Linked DNA regions of Homo sapiens: regions 2 and 3 are each linked to region 1. A link is a contact called in ENCODE Hi-C or POLR2A ChIA-PET data. All regions are on one chromosome and are shown on one strand. Each heading gives the region's core, a stretch centred on a gene start or an enhancer-like site at or near the end of the contact. The rest is flanking DNA. Distances are from core to core; before and after follow the strand shown.

Region 1 (2,713 bases), core at 71-2,570:
ACACTTGATTGTGCAGGACCTGGGAGGCCATGGTAAAGATCAGAATTCTATTCCTTTTCCCCCCTCCTCTTTTTATTTTATAAAATCTGTTATTTTAGAAAGTTGCAAGACTGGTACGATGTACACCATTATACCCTTCAACTAGATTCACCAATTACTAATATTTTGCCACATTTGCTTTCTCTATTTTTTTGCCATATCTTTTGAAGGTAAGCCGCAAACACTGTGACACTTTGCTGCTAATTACTTTAGCAAGCGCCTTCCAAAAACAAAGGCATTCTTCCACTTAATCACAAATTAATTCTCACATGCAATCAATTTAAAACTGATTCAATATCATCTAATATGTAGTTCATATTTAAATTTCCCCAGTTGTCCACAAATGTCTTTCGAAGTTTTTTTTTTTTTTTAAAAACTATGAACCAGCCAAGATTCACAAATTTCATTTGGTTTCTTTTGACTCTCGACTAAAGTAATTTTCCACTTCGTTTTTTTCTTTTTCCTGTCATGACACTGACATTTTTGAAGAGCCTAGGCCTGTTGTCTTGTAGAATATTCTACATTGTTTTTTTCTGATTGTTTCCTCATGATTAATGTCAAACATTTCTAGCACAAATACTATCGGGTGATATTAGCGATGCTAAGTATCTTCACTTGGTTAAGGTATGTCTAATAAATCTCTTCAGTGTAAAATTCTATTTTCCCTTTATAATAAGAAATGATCTGTAGGGTGATTCTTTGAGATACTAACATCCTCTTCCCTACAACCTTTCAGTTAATTGTTTGTTTTAGCATCTTGCATTCATTAGTTTTAGCATTCATAAGCTTACCTATATCAATTTTTAGACTGGCAGTTGCACAATGGGGATGCAGCGAGGGAAGTGACCCTCCGGATCCCGGGATGCCGAGCCTTTTTCTGCCCCGTAGGGACAGGACTGGGAAGTGGCTAGCCCGCCATTCCTCGGCCCGTCCTTAGGGGAGTCGCAGGACTAAGTGCAGTGGCAGTGGCCTCACCTCGGGCCTTCGCCACATCTTTATTGCCTCAAGGACAGAATTGGAGATCGGTGTCCCAGTCAACAGCGTGGTACTTATGACAGCCGCGAGAAAGCGCACTACTAAAGCCCGGCTAGCAGAGCTGGGAGGCAAACCAGACCGTCAGCACCAGGGCGGCCCACGCCTGCTTCCGCCCATTGGCTGCCCGCGTTTCAAGACCCGCCCCCATATTGGAGAGCTTCTTCCGGTAGCCACTGGAAAGCCCGCAGCGCGAGCCGGCTACGCTCCCTGGCGGAGCTCTGGACGCCCCACCTACTCCCAGCGTTCAGTGCGGTGCCCTGGCCGCCATTGTTTGAATTTGAAAACGGTAACATCGCAGTGCTGCTCGCGGGTCTGGCTAGTCAGGCGAAGTTTGCAGGTGAGGAGGTGACCCGCGGGAATGTGTGGGGAAGGAGGTGGGTGACTGCGCATGTATGGGGCCTAAGGTGGGGAAACGGCTTTGGCAATGTGGACATGTTCCGACAGGGCTCATACCCCAGTGGAGGTTACTGTCAGGAACTGGGTTGCGGAGCGATGCGAACACGGGGTACGCAGCGAGGAATGAGTCATACTAATTCGGTTACGGTTTAAATCTCGCCTCCACTGCTAATTAGCTGAGTGACGCAAGACAATTCATTTAATCTCTCTCTGTACCTTAGTTTTCTTATCAGTTAAAAGGCTGCAATGAAGTGTCTATTTCTTTCGGCTTTTGTGAAGATTAAATGGTAATGTGTAAAGTTATTAGTGCTGGCACACAGTAGGTACTAAATGTTTGCAGTTATTAATATTATTATTGTTGTTGCTTCTGTTGTTGTTGAGGAACAGGCCTGTTTTGCCACACCTAGTTTTCTGAAGCTCTGAGGTGAGCAGTTTGCTCGGCTGGTAGGTAACACGGCCTTTTTGCGGGGGGAGCCCTGTGGTAGCCTCTGTGCACTTATTTCCAGACTACTCCTACTGGTCCTTGGGGCTTGCCCTTCTAGGGTTTTGCAGTGCCAGGCTGAAGAGTTTGTGGCACAGTGACTGCTGTCATTCCCCAGTTTAGAAGGCTTTCTCCATCTCGATTCGCTCGCTGGTTCAGTGATGCATGTCTGGCACAGTTCTCTTATATTTCTTGCTAAACTACTAGTTTACAGAAGTTCACGCCTTATGGGTTAGGTAGTGTAACAGTGTATTTATCTTACATGTCCAAGACTCCAGATTTTAAATTGTAAAAATAACATAAAATACTCATCGATTAGTTGTGAAGACTTTTTTTGAGGCTTTGTGTTGTAGACCACATTCAGAAACCTCATTCAGCAACAGATTCTGCTATTTTTCACCAAAGTCTCCAATTGTGGATTCTTATTGGAGAGAGGGTAAATATGCAGTTTTCCAGTCAGAGCAGCCTTTTGAAATGAAAAATGAGGTCTTGGAGCCTGCTGTCACGAAAGATAATATTACAGACTAGGACCGACTTTTTTTTTTTTTTTTGGAATAGTATTTTCTTTATAACCATTATTTTAAGTCATTAGGTAGTCTTTATCCCTGCATAAGTCGCTGAATTTGTTATAGGGGATACAGAGTGGTATAAGGCAAGGTTCTTGCCATCAAGAAGTTTCCAGTTTAGTTGGGAAGGCCACGTATAAGTAGAAGTCATCTAAAATCGCAAGAAGTTACAGTAAGTCTGAACACTTTTAGAAAT
Region 2 (2,713 bases), core at 55-2,554, 3.8 Mb after region 1:
ACCTCAAGCAATCCTCGCTCCCCGTCCTCACGTAGTGGTGGGATTACAGGAATTAGCCATTCCACCTGGCCGGATTTCCTCATTTAATCCTTATAACCGAGCTGTGAAGTAAATATTATTATTTGCATCATTTTACACATCGGGAAACCGAGGCTCAAATAGGTTAAATAAATTTATCCAAGGAGACACATCTAGTCAGGGCAGTAAGGAATTAAATCTAGAAAGTCCTAATCTAGAGTTTATAACCTTTGTACAATATTGTGTACCTAGGATGTTTTGCTACTGTGTATCTACTGTTTTAAATCTCCAGCGAGTTTATGCTGGGTCTAGGAGAGAAAGGGAGGCCCTGCTAAACATTTCATGTGCTTCTTCTCTCAGCAGTAACGTTCTCAAAGCGGCTAATCAAGAGCTAGAATCGATCAATAGATAGATATCAGGCTGGAGGGTAGCAGTCTGGTCTGAAAGCCGGTCCGCTAGCATTCATAATCTCAGCGTTCAACCTGGGCGTGCCTCTCATCTCTCCCGTTAACACTCCCTGCTGTGCTGCTGATTTTTGGCAGTAATCCCAGCACTTTAGGAGGCCGAGGTGGAAGGATCACTTGAAGGCAGGAGTTCGTGATCAGAGTGGGAAACAAAGTGAGACCACCCCCCCCCCCCCCCACTCCGCTGTCTGTATAAAATTTTTTAATAAAAAATTAGCCGGGCGTGGTGGCGTGCGCCTGTAGTCTCAGCTACTCGGCAGGCTGAGGCAAGACGATCGCTTGAACCCGGGAGACTGAGGTTGCAGTGAGCTATGATTGCACCACTCCACTCCAGCCTGGGCGACAGAGTGAGACCCGAGGGGATGACAAGGGGGCTGTGCTCCTTTGTGAAATCCCGTTGTCCCAGGGCAGGAGGGGCCGCACTTCACACAGGGAGAATCTATGCTCAAGAGCGCAGAACTAGTTCGTCTCGGTCCATCGTCACTGGTTTTATCCCATTAAAAATAGTAATTTGCTTTCTCCTAAAAGCGTATAAACACAAAACCAGCCCCTGACTGCGAGACACCAAGCTTGTTTAGGTCTAAGCCCGCAGAGAACCCCCGATCCCAGAATTAGCTGGCGGGCCCGGGAGGAAGTGTTCCCGCCCTCTGTCCCGCCCCGCGGCCCCAGCCACTTCTCGGCCCGCCCTCAGGTTTACTCTCCGCCCTTCAAAGGCGGCAGCCAATCGGGGAGCCGCGTCCCCGCCGCGCGCGCGCTGCTCCTCCTTCTTGCGGGCCGCGCCCTGCCGGCAGTGACGTGCCCCGCCCTGCAGCCGCGGGATTCAAACTCCCGGAAGCGGCATCCACACCTGATGGTGTGACTCGGCCGACGCGAGCGCCGCGCTTCGCTTCAGCTGCTAGCTGGCCCAAGGGAGGCGACCGCGGAGGGTGGCGAGGGGCGGCCAGGACCCGCAGCCCCGGGGCCGGGCCGGTCCGGACCGCCAGGGAGGGCAGGTCAGTGGGCAGATCGCGTCCGCGGGATTCAATCTCTGCCCGCTCTGATAACAGTCCTTTTCCCTGGCGCTCACTTCGTGCCTGGCACCCGGCTGGGCGCCTCAAGACCGTTGTCTCTTCGATCGCTTCTTTGGACTTGGCGGTGGGTATCATCTCCTTACAGATAGGCGCAGAGAGGCCAAGTGACTTGCCCAAGGTCTTTTGTTAGGACGGCTTTTTCCGATTGGCAGGCACTTTCGTTGTGTGTTCCTCAAACATCTTTATTTTAGAAGTGAGAAAACTTGTGCCTTTTTTTGCAGTTTCTCTTTTCCTGTCTGTCTCCTCAAGTGAGATTTTATGTGGGAATTTTTAAAGATTGGCGTCGCCTTGTAGAAGATGCGGCTTGTAATTGAGGCCTTGTACCATTTACTGGATGGAAGCGCTTGTTTGGTCACCTGTCCAGCATGACTTAGGTCACTTCAGCTAATCAACCAATCATTTCTTTTCTTTTTTCTTTTTTTTTGAGATGGAGTCTCGCTCTGTCACCAAGGCTGGAGTGCAATGGCACGATCTTGGCTCACTGCAACCTCTGCCTCCTGGGTTCAAGCGATTCTCCTTCCTCAGCCTCCTGAATAGCTGGGACTACAGGCGTGCGCCACCACGCCCGGTTAATTTTTGTATTTTTAGTAGAGACAGGGTTTCGCCATGTTGGGCAGGCTGGTCTCGAACTCCTGACCTCAGATGATCCACCTGCCTCGGCCTTCCAGAGTGCTGGGATTACAGGCGTGAGCCACCGCGCCCGGCCCCAATCAACCAATCATATCTGAGGGCTTGCTGTTAGGCTCTGTGGGTAACAACAACAACAACAAAAATCAAAGTGCAGTCCTTGAAAAAATAGTTGAACAATTGAAAAAATAAAAGGTTAGCAGGAAGTGTAATTGGGTACTAGATTGTGTAGGGGTGGGGGTGGGGCAGCTATATCGTTTGTTAAGAGTTCACAGAGGGAAGGCATGCTGAGGAAGGTTTGAACTGGGGGAACCCTGTGGATGACTGGAATAGGAAATACAGGGAAAGGTGGCCGGGCGCGGTGGTTCACGCCTGTAATCCCAGCACTTTGGGAGGCCGAGGCGGGCAGATCACTTGAGGTCAGGAGTTCGAGACTAGCCTGACCAATATGGTGAAACCTCATCTCTACTAATAGATAAAAAAAAATTAGCCAGGCGTGGTGACGCGCACCTGTAGTCCCAGCTACTCAGGAGG
Region 3 (2,713 bases), core at 55-2,554, 3.1 Mb after region 1:
TGGAAAACTCATACACCATGGGACAGCAATATGAGGCAGACACTGCCATTGTCATTTACAGTCATTTAACTGACATATAAAAGAACTAGGTTCTTGCCCAATGTCACACAGCTGTCAAGTGATATTAATCCAAGAATTAATGTCTTCGGACACTGGTCTTCAGAGCTCATGCTCTAACTATTGCACAATACCACCTCCCAGGATGTTTGTGGGGAGGAGGCTGGAGGTAGGTTTCAAGTAAAAGCTCACTAAGGGTGAGTGAGTTACACAGCTGGATAAAGAGCTTGGTTGACTCAAAGGGAAGCTTTTCAAAGCCCTGGATTAATGTAGAGCAGAAAGTAGTTGTTCCTCAGGCTAGGTTTCCATTCTGTTCCTGTTTAGTCTTCCTTCCTCCCTGCTTTGATCATGACAAACTGGTTTACTCAGTGTCCCACAAACATGTCATTAAGCACGACTTTTTTCTACACTGATACCTTTGTCCAAGCCTCCCTGCCTCTCTCTCCCACCTCCCTGCTGCTAACCCCCTTTCAAGAGCTCTCACCCCTTCTCAACCCAGCTACTCTGACCTGGGGGCACCTGAGTTCACGGACTTTGGTATGAATTACACATCGCCCTGGGCCTTTTTTTTTTTTTTTTTTTTTGGTATCTCTGCCATCAAGTGTCTTAACTTCTCATCATTTAATTTTTTATGTCGCTTATAATTTATTTCCAAGTTGACTGGCCGCTGTGGACTTCTTGCAGGCGGGGACATGAATCCACCTGGAGCGGTCTTCATGGTCAACTGGGATCTTTATTCGTTCCTAAAATAAATCTTACTATCACATGCAATTTTGCTTTTCGTGAGTGCATGTTTTCCTTTCTCTGACTCCCCACGACCCAGAGTACATCAGGCCCTTGTTAAATGTCCCCGTGGCTCTTATTACAGATTCAGGGTGATGATCTGAGTGTCCACCTTGCTGATTACTACGGTACCCCCGCGTGTGGCACAGGGTGTGGCACACACAGAAGACAAGGAGATATGTTAAAGCCCAAAGGCCAGGCACAAGACGCCCAGGAGGGACTAGTCGCGAGAGAGGGCAGGAGGCCAGCTGGGTACCCGGCCGCCGCCCGTAGCCCCAGCTCACAGCCCCCGCTCACTCCTGCAGGTGCGGGGGCGGGAACCGGGTCGCGCGCCTTCTGCCCGGCGTTCCGCGCGCCCCCGCGCCGCCGGCCCGAGCGCCCCGCCCCCGCCCCGCCCCTTCGCGCTCGCGCCACTTGGAGCTCGCCCCCGTCGTTCCCGCGGCGCCGCGCCTCGCTGGCTCCTCAGCTTCCAGCCAAAATGGCGGAGAACAGCGAGAGTCTGGGCACCGTCCCCGAGCACGAGCGGATCTTGCAGGAGATCGAGAGCACCGACACCGCCTGTGTGGGGCCCACCCTCCGGTAAAGATCTCATCCCACCGGGACTTCGGCCCCCCGCCCCACGCCGGCCGCTCCTCACGAGCCGGGCGGGGCGTCCGCCGCCGGCCGCGCGCGAAGCTCCCCGACAGGTGGTGCGCGCGGGGGCGGGCGGGGGCGCTCGCGGGTGGCGGAACTCTAGCCGGTACCCGGGCGGGACCGAGAAGGCGGCTGCACCTGTCGGCGCGGCCTGCCTCCACCGCTGTAGCTGTCACCCCGCAGCCGGTGGGTGTGGCTGCTGCAGGGTCTCTAACCCCGGGCCCCGCGCTGCGGCCCCGCGTTCTCCTCCTGGCTGCGGCCCCCGGGCCCGAGGACACTTCTGGGGCCTGCCCCCGTCTCGCTCGTGGTGGGGCTGAGGGCTGCTCGGCCGCGGGCATGCCAGGCTAGGGTCGACAGCAGGCACCCGGCGTGACGGAGGTGCCAGGTCGCGCGCGGGTGGAAAGCCTGGCGCGCCGGGCTGCCGCGGGCGTGGGAGAATTGAAATTGAGCGGGAGACGCCGGCCCGCTTTCCCCCTACTCCCCCGCGCGGCCGCAGTGGGCGAGAAGAGAGCGTGGGCTGGAGAAGAGAGCGTGGGCTGGAGGAGAGCAGCTGCTTGCTGCTTGGGAACACGCTAGGGTGACCCTGCGCTCGCGGGATCTAAGCTGCTTTGGAGGCAGAACAGCTTTTACTTATTTACAAACATTTCATTAAAATTGCATTAATTTTTCCGTTTAAATCGAGTTCCTCCCCATTCATTTTAAGAATAGTACTAGGTAATGCATATTCCATGCCAAACTGAGTACCTGCTGTTCCAATAGAATATTATTAGCCAGGCAACGTAATGAGCCATGGGTTAGGTTAGGCACTGTCTTCAAGAATAAGTTCCTTTTACATATAAGGTTTCATCTTTTGGAGTGATAATAATGATAAATGAAGTTATTATTCACTTAGGGAACTTGAGACTGATTATGCTTTATCATTAGTATTCTTCAGAATACACTTCCTAGAATAGAGCGCTGTACAGTTTGTGGACCTGTGAATATAGTGTAAATTGAAGCCAGTTCAAGTTATGTAAATACACCTTGCCCTTAAGAGTCAGGAGGCCTGGGTTCTTGTTTTGCCCTAATTCTGCCTCTGATGAAATGTGCAGTCATGGAAAAAAATTATTTAACCTCTCTGGATCTCGGTTTCCTTATTTGTAGAATGGGGAGGGGAGAGTATTCAGATGCCCAGGAAACTCAGAACATTAGGGACCTTGCCTATTTGTTCACTACTGTATCCCTAACACCAAGCATGTGG

What was found. A loop is a pair of places that touch in the nucleus more often than their neighbours do. ChIA-PET counts read pairs that join two places held with the same protein, here RNA polymerase II (POLR2A). Pooled maps may share reads with other maps.
Region 2: a map of CD8-positive, alpha-beta T cell shows a loop between it and region 1 (26-fold over the local background). The contact joins the promoter of CEP55 here to the promoter of KIF20B in region 1. A Hi-C loop is called at or near these places in 3 of 168 maps with a recorded cell type or tissue (CD8-positive, alpha-beta T cell and naive thymus-derived CD4-positive, alpha-beta T cell) and 10 of 50 pooled maps.
Region 3: a pooled map shows a loop between it and region 1 (11-fold over the local background). The contact joins the promoter of EXOC6 here to the promoter of KIF20B in region 1. A Hi-C loop is called at or near these places in 1 of 37 single-sample maps with no recorded cell type and 7 of 50 pooled maps. POLR2A ChIA-PET finds 5 or more read pairs at or near these places in 1 of 52 experiments (CD4-positive, alpha-beta T cell).

The regions. Positions count from the first base shown.
Region 1 is chr10:89,700,270-89,702,982 of GRCh38, forward strand. It overlaps KIF20B (kinesin family member 20B), which reads left to right and starts at 1,321. Exons shown (of 33, transcript NM_001284259.2): 1 at 1,321-1,411. RefSeq lists a silencer at 843-922 and enhancers at 967-1,482, 1,483-1,999.
Region 2 is chr10:93,495,308-93,498,020 of GRCh38, forward strand. CEP55 (centrosomal protein 55) reads left to right here and starts at 1,305. Exons shown (of 9, transcript NM_018131.5): 1 at 1,305-1,616. RefSeq lists a silencer at 1,124-1,633.
Region 3 is chr10:92,847,216-92,849,928 of GRCh38, forward strand. EXOC6 (exocyst complex component 6) reads left to right here and starts at 1,305. Exons shown (of 22, transcript NM_019053.6): 1 at 1,305-1,419. The coding sequence starts at 1,319. RefSeq lists silencers at 1,122-1,271, 1,412-1,751.